Linked DNA regions of Homo sapiens: region 1 is linked to region 2. A link is an interaction called in ENCODE POLR2A ChIA-PET data of the cell type or tissue named here. Cell type or tissue: HCT116. All regions are shown on one strand. Each heading gives the region's core, and the rest is flanking DNA. Links, peaks and the distances in the headings are about the cores only. Region 1 has its middle 67 kb from the start of MBOAT2. Region 2 overlaps MBOAT2 (membrane bound glycerophospholipid O-acyltransferase 2).

Region 1 (8,209 bases), core at 2,749-5,248, 78 kb before region 2:
GTGTGGGTGGAATTCGAAGCCTGTTTTTCTGCCTGCAAACATGGCAGGTGTCCATTTCCATATGAATCCACAAGGACAACATATCACCTGGTGTAGGGTATTCTCATTATCTGAGCAATCATTATTCAAGTCACCACAGTTTTTTGTTTGTTAGTTGGTTTGTTTGTTTTTGAGATAGAGTTTTACTCTTGTCGCCCAGGCTAGAGTGTAATGGCACGATCTTGGCTCACTTCAACCCCTGCCTCCCGGGTTCAAGCGATTCTCCTGCCTCAGCCTCTGGAGTAGACTGCCACCATGCCCAGGTAATTTTTGTATTTTTAGTAGAGACAGGGTTTCAACAGGTTGGTCAGGCTGGTCTCAAACTCCTGACCTCAGGTGATCCACCTGCCTTGGCCTCCCAAGGGGCTGGGATTATAGGCGTGAACCACTGTGCCCAGCCGTCACCACAGTTTTTGTTGTTTTTAATTAATTATTTTTACAATTTCAGCTTTTATTTTAGACATGGGGTACCTGTGCAGGCTTGTTACCTGGATATATTGCACCCAGGCAGGATGCATTGTACCCAATAGGTAGTTTTTAAACCCATGCTTCCCCCACCTTCCTCTCTAGTAACACATGGTGTCTATTGTTCCCATGTGCCACCATTTTTTAAAGACTATACCAGGAAGCCTTTTTTTGTTACATGAGGAAATATTCATTAAAGAACTGACCACCTGTGAAATCAGTCCCCATTCAAATGTCACTCCAAATGTCAGATGAACACTAGTTAAAAGTGTCTAGATTTTGTTGCTTATTTCCTAACACCGTAAGTAAACAGGTGTGCCGACTGAGGTTACCAGGTGAAGTTAATAAACCTCTTAAGGTCTGCAGTGCTGTAGAATGCCAGTTTTATTTTTGGCTTTGCCACTAACTAGCTTTGTGAACTTTCACAAGTTACTCCTCTTCCCTGGGCCTCAGTTTCCTCATCCACAAAGCTTAGAAGTTAAAACAGATCAGTATTTTGAATCTAGTTGGACACTAAACTCACCTGGGGGGAGGTTTAATATGTGTTTTCTTTTAAAAGCTCAGAGTGCCCCTCCCTTGTTCAACTAAATCAGAATCTCAGGAGGTGCAGCCCTAACAGGTGCAGAGTTCAGATTCCCCAGGTGATTCGAATTCAGTTAAGAGTAGAAATCAACTGGCTGGGCGTGGTGGCTCACACCTGTAATCCCAGCACTTTGGGAGGCCGAGGCAAGCAGATCACCTGAGGTCAGGAGTTTGAGGCCAGCCTGGCCAATATGATGAAACCCCGTCTCTACTAAAAATACAAAAATTAGCTGTGCATGGTGGTGGGCACCTGTCATCCCAGCTACTCTGGAGGCTGAGGCAGGAGAATTGCTTGAACCCAGGAGGTGGAGGCTGTGGTGAGCCAAGATCGCACCATCACACTCCAGCCTGCGCAATGAGCAAAACTCCGACTAAAAAAAAAATGAAAAAAATAAAGAGTAGAAATCATGGAACGTGGGGATTCTTAACATTCATTCCATGTGTATTATTATTTGTTTTTCTCACAGCTTAGCTTTAGTCCTAGGGATATGTATAGGTGCAAAGGAAGTGTTTCTATAACCCCATCCCATTCCTATTAGGTTTTAAGCCTTTTTCATAAATAGCTTTCTGAGAAACAGTAAAGTCTTTGGGGAAAAAACACACCACCCCTGTTTTTGCCACATTTGCTGTGAACACAGCATTCTCACCTCACACAAATCCATGTTCCAGAGAAACAGGGTGCTGCTGCCTTCCCAGAGAAATGTCCCACAGCTGCTGCGACTAAAAGGAGGTGACAGACAGAAAAGGAACAGATATGGCAACCGTCTGGATTGAAATAATCTTTGGGCTTTTCTTGGCCAAGGTCAGCCTTGGGGTTCCCATGTTGTCTAACTCCTCTGCGTTGTCCAAAATGGCCTGAAGAACTTCTGAACATGGACAATTGTCCAGCCCAGTCAGGTCCAAGGCCACCGCTGCTTGGGCTGTGCCATCCGCTTGACCTGGGCACCAGCCAACTCCAGGCATGTTTTCCTGTTTTCTTGGTAGAGCGTGCAGGTCATTAGCCTGAAATATTGGACTGCCATCTTTTTTCCCTCTTGGAAAATGAGACTGTTTTAAGATTATTTGCAGAGGAATTGAAATAAATTGAGTGATAAAGATTTCACAACAGCTGCTTGTCATGATTAATTATCACAGAGAGTCTGGGTGACAAAGATGCTCTCCTTGGCCACATTTTAGTCAAGCTCCTCTGAGCCCTGTTTTCAATGAGGCTTTGTTCTTGACCTTGTCTTCGGCTTGCCTGGACCAGTTTTAGCAGGAAATCCAGATTCATTGCCCCTAGTCCTTCAGCTAAATCCCTCTGTTAATAATCAATAACAATAAAGCAGCAAATATTTATAAGCCTCCCACTACAATGTCTGTTTTATGCTCAGAAGTCATATTGTATTAGTTTGCTAAGGCTACTATAAACAAGTACCATAGACTGGGTGCCTACAGTATATGTATATATACCATATGGTGGATCCACAGAAGAAATCTATTCTGTCACCATCTAGAGGCTGAGTCTGAGATCAGGGTATCCACAGGGTTGGCTTCCTCCGAGGCCTCTCTCCTGAGCTTGTAGGTGGCTTTCTCCCTGTGTCTTCACGTGGGGGTTTCTCTGGGTCTGTGTCCTAATCTCCCCTTCTTAAAATAACACCTGGCATATTGGATCAAGCCCACCCGAATGACTTTATTTGAACTTCATTACTTATGTGAAGACCCTATCTCCAAATAAGGTCACAGTCAGGTACTAGGGGTCTGGACTTCAACACATGAATGGTGGGCGGTGGGGGGATAGGGGGGCGATTCAGCCCATAACATATTGGTAGCATAGAGATGTATTTGTAATTTGATGTAGGATGGAGATCTATTGATATTTATCTTCAATTTGTTTTTGTTGCTATCGACCCATCTGGAAGAAATGAAATACTTTCTCTCATCCTCTGGAAGCCTGAGCTCTCCTTTCCCTGGGAGGGAGAGCCACTTGTTTGCTTTACTGTTTGAAAGAATAGAAGAGGATATTCCAGGACTGAGTTGGACACCCTAGAAATGATTCATTCAGAGTTTTGTGTTTAAAAGGTCTATGCCCTGAAGGGGATTTGCTGTATGTCCAAGAAAGGAAGGACTTAGAGTCTGGAGATTAAGGATTTAGGAAGGGAATGGTTTTGTGAAGTGGATTCTTTGAGGCTGGGAAGGGCAAGCAGGAAGTAGGGTGTTTAGGAAAGAGGACCTCCCTTGATCAACTGAATCAGAATCTCAGGGGGTGCAGCCCTAACACGTGCAGAGTTCAAATTCCCACGATGATTTGAATCCAGTTAAGAGTGGAAATCGACTGGCCAGGCGCGGTGGCTCACACTTTCCTCCCTCCCTCCCTCCCTCCCTCCTTCTTTCCTTCCTTCCTTCCTTCCTTCCTTCCTTCCTTCCTTCCTTCCTTCCTTCCTTCCGTCTCTTTCTTTCTTTTCTTTTCTTTTTTTTTTTTTCTGACACAGCGTCTTACTATTTTGATTTCAAACTCCTGGGCTCAAGTGAGCCTCCCACGTCAGCCTCCTGAGTAGCTGGGACTGCAGGGGTGCTCCTCTGCACCGGCCCATTCTCCTTTTCTTGCATGTAAGGATAGAACCTCTGAGTGTTAGCAGGGCACATGGCCACCCAACTAGACCCTACAATTCCAAGCCTTCTTACAGCTAGGTGTGGCCACGTGACTAAGCCTGAGCAGACAGGACGTGAACAGGAGTGCTCTGAATGGCCTCTGAGTCATCCTCTCTGAGACAAAGTGAAATGACCTGAAGTTTCTCTCTCCTCATCTCCAATAGGCCAGAGCATGAACATGAATGGAGGTGAGTCAGCTTCAACCGTGCCATGAGGACCTCACCCTAGGAGGTGGCAGAGACACCGGAGGAATGGAACCCAAGTCATGGAATAACCTCACATTGCAGAGCCACCTTGCTAATCTTGGACTGCTCACCTCTGGACTATCACTGGAGAAATAAATACACTTTTAAGTTGTTAAAGCCACTGTGTTTTAGAATCTTTTTATTACAGCAGCTTACCCATATCTTATACCTAGCAAGTAAGAGCTTGAGTCAAACTTTCTATAGTGAAGAAATTCAAATCAATTATACATGCTGATAAAGAATGCTAAAACAACTTCTTCCTTTAAAGAATCTGTTATAATTGATTTTATTTTAAAATCCATGAGAACCTTTAAGTAAATTATATTTCAGTGAGGGATGGCATCTTCTTTAGGACTATGAAAGCTTTTGTATATGAAAATCTTTTTGGTAGAGGGAGGATAACACTTTTTTTTTTTTTTTTGAGGCAATCTCGCTCTGTCACCCAGGCTGAAGTGCAGTGGCCCAATTTGGCTCAATGCAACCTCTGCCTCCCATGTTCAAGTGATTCTTGTGCCTCAGCCTCCTGAGTAGCTGGGATTACAGGTGTGCACCACCATGCCCAGCTAATTCTTTGTATTTTTAGTACAGACAGAGTTTTGCTATGTTGGCCAGGATGGTCTCGAACTCCTTGCCTTAAGTGATCTGCCTGCCTTGGCCTCTCAAAGTGCTGGGACCACAAGTGTGAGCCACCATACCTAGCCACGTTATGCTTTTTTTTTTTTTAATTAATACACTGTGGAAAACTTGAAAATTAAAAAATGAGTAAGAAGAAAAGTAAAATCAACTCAGTGGAACCCATCATCAGTATTTCGTGTTATATTCTTCAGGCTTCATTCTATACATACAGGGAATTTTATTTTTGAAATTGGATCATCTGCATATACGGAATTGCATACTGCTTTATTCCCTGTAACCTCATAGCATGAGTATACTGTATTTCAAAATCAGTAGAAATCCTTGGAAAACATATTTTCTTCTAGTTTCATATTTTTTCTCATGGCTAGTTTGCATTTTGTTTGACCATGGCCTTTTACTGAACATTTAGGTTGTATCCTAGTGTCTTTGCTATTATACATTGCAGTGACAGTCTATAATGGACAGGTGTCAAAGATGTAGAACATCTTTGAACACCATTCCTATATTTGGATAACTTGGTAATTTCCCACTTTCTGAGTTCTACCTTTGCAAGGCAGAAGCCAGAAGACTCTCATTCACAGATGCCTTTGGGCTACAGTTACAAACTTGGGACATAGATTCAGATACACCCAGTGACACAGCCTCAGAGGAGGTGGGTGACATAAGTAGGTCACCATGCACAGGGGTGTGTGTGGGTTGCCTGGCAGGGGTGGAAGAGGCAGCATATGGATTTCAAGGGCTGTGGTGGAAGAACACCTGTGTGCAGACCTCATGTTGAGCAATAGTGTCTGTCACATTTTGCTAGAGCAGTTTCTACGGCACAGTGGGCATTATTCCTGGCAGTGAGCCACAGGGCCTAGGATTTAGTGCTCCCAAAGATGAGTTCTCTGAGCTTTCTGCTATCCTGTAATAACGTCACATTTGGTTTAAATAGCCAGAGTAAATTTTGCTGAAGAGGATGTGAATCAACAAGAACTCTCATTCATCACTGATGGGAATGCAAAATGTTGCAGCTACCTAGGAAAACATTTTGGCAGCTTCTTACGAAGCTAAACGTGGTCTTACCTTGGGATCCACTAATCACACTCTTGGGTATTTACCCAATTGATTTGAAGACTCATATCCACACATGTACATGAATGTTTATAGCAGATTCATCTAAAACTGGGAGCAACCAATGGCTTTCAGCAGCTAAATAGATAAACATAGTATGGTATATTTATACAATGGAATGCTATTCTGAAATAAAAGGGAATGCATTGTTATGCCATGCAAAGATGTGGATGAATCTTAAAGGAATATTACTAAATGAAAGAAACCAGTCTGAAAAAGTGATATATAACTCTACGTATATTCTGGAAAGGCGAAACTGTAGAGATGGTAAAGAGATCAGTGGTTGTCAAGGATTCAAGTGGGTTGGGAGAGTTTAAAAAGATGAAGCACAAAGGATGTTTTTAGGGCAGTGAAAATATCCTGTATTATACTGTAATGATGGATACATGATATTATGAATTTGTCAAAACTCATGGGGCTGTACAATGCAAAAAATGGACTTTGATATATGCAAAAATCATTTAATAGATCATGGGATCTCAAGATGGAATACAGAATGTAAGAAAAAGAATATAACCATAATACATGTATACGAAGGAATTTCACTGAAGGGCTGGAGGAAACAGGTGGTGATCTAAGTAACTCTGGAAACAAGTGGAGTATCTATGAATAAAGGCAAAGGGAACTGTACATAAATACTGTATTCTTGTTGATAAAGTTGTTTCCTATAGGGGTAGGGTAATAATTCTGATACTTCTATCCATGTATACTGGAATTGAATGATTGAATAAGTAGATGACATAATGGGAGCCAGGTTTCTCACTGTTAGAGTGGGAATTTACAGATAAGTAAGGGGAGGAGGCTAGAATGATCCCTGGGGTATTAGAGTAGAGTTGGAGACATCAGTATGAACTTATGTTTAGCTTAATATTAATACAGATTGTTACATACAGAAATATTTATAGCTAAATGTATTTACATAGTTTAGTATACATACATGTATTTCCTTGCTCTGTTGGCTGAGAAAGACCCTAGTAGTAATGAGCATACTTAGTGCCCAGATATTGGTTTCTAATACCATTTTTCAAAAAAAGGATTCCTAGGGGGATTCTAAGGGGAGAGGGCTCGTTCTAGAACTGGGCAGAAATATACAAGATGATTCTGGAGTATCTGATAATGCTAGAAAACAAGGAAGTAATAAAAATAAAAGCAAAAAACCCACATTGATGGGGGTATGTCATAGTGACATAGGAGCCAACTGAAAGAGCCCCCAATGTCCAAAGCTGGAATAATTTGAGCAAGAAAATAAATAAAGTAACATTGGATTATAACCCTATGTATAAAATAAATATCCATGGATCCATACTGATATAAGTAAATGGTCGAATAAACAAGAGACAAATCTTCTGTGCAGAAGAATTCCAAATAGTTACATACATATATATATATAGCCCTCAAAGAGGTGGAGCATAACTTCCTACTCTGTAATTGTGGGCTGCATAGAGTGACTTTCTTCTAAAGAGTACAGCATGGAAACAGGAAAAAAGGGCAATTTTATAGTGGAGAAACTTGACAAACAAAACCTCAGCCAGGTGAGCAAGGTCAACATCAACCATGATAAATCATGTTTATGGTATGTATCCTTGATACGATGTGATGAAAATGACATTTTACTTGTATTGTCTTCCTCCCCAAAACCTAAAACCCCAGTCTAATCATGTAAAAAAAAAATGAGACAAATCTCACTTGAGTGACAGTACACAAAATGTCTGACCAGATCTTAAAACTTTTAAGGACTTTAAAAACAAGGGAAGTCTGATAAGTTTTCAGAGCAAAGAGGAGCTTAAGGACACAGGACAATTAAATATGTATAATGTGGTATCCTGGGTGGAATCCTGGAATAGAAACAGGACATTAGGTAAAAGCTAAGAAAATATGAATACAATATAGACTTGGTTAATAATATTATGTCAATATTGGTTCACTAATTGTGACAAACGTACCTTACTAATGTATGGTATTAATGGGGGAAACTGTGTGGGGTATATGGGAACCTTCTGTACTATCTTTATAATTTTTCAGTATATATAAAACTCCTCTAAAATAAAAGTTTATTTAAAAACAAAAATACACTTGTATGTTGCTGGTACTCATCCCATCAAAGTGTTGCAGTAGCTAGTGTTTAATTTATATTTGGGACATAGGTGATGTCTGCAAGATGGTGGAATAGGAGCTTTCTACCATCATCTCCCTGCAGAAGCATCAATTTTGACAATTACCCATGGACCTCTGTGAGAGTCTGAGTCCAGCAGAGATGTTCCAGCATACCATTGGAGCAAAAAATTCGAGAATAGATGCATTGAAGAGGGTAAGAAAAACAGTTTCACTTTACCCACATCACCTCTTCTCCAAGTGAGCACCCAACTCCCCCAGCCATGCAGGATGGTACCCAAGAGGCTCACTTCTTTCTCATCTCATCCAGAGGTAATCAGTACAGCTGAGTGGCCAGAAACACGGGAAGAGAGGTCAGGGACCCTATTGAGTGCTATGTGGAGTCTATT
Region 2 (2,500 bases), core at 1-2,500:
TAGTGGGTGTCTCCCTACGGAGTTGTGGTTAGCACTGAGGAGACAATGCACACGGAGTCAGAACCTGGCGTTTTGGGTGTTACTGACTTTAAGTGCTTTTCCAGGGGCTGGAGAGGGCACCATGCTGTTTAAGGCTTTACTTTCTTCAGAGCCTAGGAGAGTGTTCTCTGTCATCCATTTTGCAAGGAGTGAAGTGTCTCATGTATGCCAGGTGGTGAACAAGACACAGGGTACAGCGGAGGTACTGCAGTTGAATGCAGTGATTTTCAGACATAAAACACCGCAGCTCCTTGGAGCACTTCCTGGTAGAGAGGGCCAGGTCCTGCTGAGGAAGTTAGGAAGGCCAGGTTCTGAGGGATGCGGTCTAGTGGGTCTAGTGGGGTCATGCTGGGTGTTCCCAGGGGACTTTTCCTGGGAACTGTGCACTTTTCCTGTCTTTCATTGGCACTCACGCCTCCTGGGCTAGGTAGAAGGCAGGTTAGGGGCTAGGAAATCTGTGGACACTCACTTCACTGGCCAACAAGCTTCTCCACAGACTGAGCTCCCCTAATCAGCTTCTGGTCACTCTGCAGCTGCTTTCTCTTGCAGCTGGTCTGTGCCTCTTACTGCTGTGGAGTCTTGAGCATTCCGATGCCTTTAGTGGTTAGGCTCACTGAAGGACCGCGCAGCAGGTCTCTCTTAGGTAAGAAGTGAGTGATAGAAACCTTTTTAAAATGGGTTACTTAAAAGGAGGCTGAGGACATGCAAAGCATTGAAGAATTTTGGGGGATTTTGGCTGGATTATTCAAAAAGAATTGAAGATAATTCTGAGAGGTACCACTATTTTCAGCTGGATGATTACAGTGTCAGGTGTGGTTGGAAAAAGAAGCTTTATGAGCATTTTAATCAAGAGATTCAGATAAAAGAAGCCTGCAGTTGCACAATTGTCTTTATTGATAGAGAACAAAGGACTGCCACTTTTAGTGTCCCTTTAGTAGGGCCCTCTAGAAAGACTCCTTTGGGATATCTCACCCACCCTCCATGTCCTCCAGCCATCCATCCAGTCCAGGGAAGCCTGGCTTTTTGGCAGCAGCAGATGAATCATTGACAGATCCTCCCAGAGCAGCTCAAAGGAACAGGTAAACCCGTGTCCCTGTGGAGTGGGGAAAGCTCTGCTGAGCCAGGCGACCAGCCAGCTGCCAACCCCGTGGACCACATTCTTCTGGGAAGTCCCAAGCTCTGACCAGCATGCCTTGCTTCTGTCTAGGCGTTGGACAAAGACATAGCTTCCCATTTTAATCCATCATCTCATAGAAACTTTTTCAGGTTTTGGAGATTTTCTCCGCCAGACTTAGGTGTTAGTGGAAGGTCAGGGTGATACATAACATATAATTTTAGATATATTTAAGTAGTTCAATACATGTATGGTATATGTTAAAATAAAATAGATAGCTCCCTGCTTGTACAAACAAAACATTCTGGTTCTTTTAATTTTCTTTTTGAAACTAGATTATAGCTAAAACTACAATATATACATGAAAAACATCTAAGTGATACTTTACTTGTTAAAACTCAATGGAGAGGCTGGGCACGGTAGCTCATGCCCGTAATCCTAGCACTTTGGGAGGCCAAGGCAGGAGGATCCCTTGAGTCCAGGAGTTTGAGATCAGCCCAGGCAATGTAGCGAGACCTTCAAATCTGTATTAAAGCAAACAAAAAGAATGAATGGAGAGAGGTGCTGGCTGTTACAGAACAAGTAGTTACAAAACCATTTATCTACTGGGTGCTCAATAAATAGTAAAATTGGATGCATCTAATTTAACAATATTAAATTTCAAGATAGATGTAAAGACCTGCAATAAAGGTCTAGAAATTAATTGTATAGACAGAAAATGACTTGAGACCGGAAGTACATTTTATCAACAAGCCTGGGAGTTTGTGTTTATTGTATGGTGTTGCTTAGCTGACCAGATTGTGAGGTTAGGCGAAATAGCTAGTCCCAACATAAATTCCAAGTTCAGATGTCTGGAGGGTACCAGGGAAGGAACATGAATGGAAAGGCAGATGCGTGGGTTTTCTGAGGTGTGGACAGCATGACCGTCTGAAAGCCCATTCCCAGGCTAAAGGGAAAGCCCCTACTCACTTTTGCTAATGATGACCATAAAGGAATGTTCGCTTGGTGCTGCCAAAGCTGATTTGTCAAGGGAAGATGGAAATTTGGATTTTTTGTGAAAACAGGATTTTTAAAATTTGGGGTAAAATTTTAAGTTTTCTCTTTTTGAGCCCTGATAACACATCTAGACTAGATTTAGTTTATTGGCCACCAGGAATTAGGTAACAGTTTCTGTTAAGTTTGTGGTGTTCAGTCCAATCTGAAGTACACTTGTGTTCTGAGACTTAAAAGGAACATTGACAAATGAGATTATAACCAGAGCAGGGCACTGAGGACTACATAATGCTTGGAAACCATGTCAAGCAGTAGTTGAAGATACAGTTCTTATATTTCACCGTTTAGTAATTT

Evidence for each region. ChIA-PET counts read pairs that join two places held together with the same protein. Peaks named below come from ENCODE experiments on the same cell type or tissue, not always from the same donor. Only the 100,000 strongest peaks of a DNase experiment are listed, where the experiment ranks them.
Region 1: POLR2A ChIA-PET joins it to region 2 with 5 read pairs; 6 of 35 experiments call an interaction of 5 or more read pairs at or near these places.

Annotation. Positions count from the first base shown.
Region 1 is chr2:9,066,857-9,075,065 of GRCh38, reverse strand. No RefSeq gene overlaps it. Among named protein-coding and RNA genes, the nearest start is that of MBOAT2, 67 kb to the right of the region's middle. RefSeq lists an enhancer at 2,923-4,122. In HCT116, for the core only: no CTCF peak of the experiment used is centred there; a DNase peak (open chromatin) is centred at 3,825; H3K4me3 peaks cover 440 bases; H3K27ac peaks cover 816 bases.
Region 2 is chr2:8,991,498-8,993,997 of GRCh38, reverse strand. The region is part of intron 1 of MBOAT2 (membrane bound glycerophospholipid O-acyltransferase 2); the gene reads left to right. Among named protein-coding and RNA genes, the nearest start is that of MBOAT2, 11 kb to the left of the region's middle. In HCT116, for the core only: no CTCF peak of the experiment used is centred there; no DNase peak of the experiment used is centred there.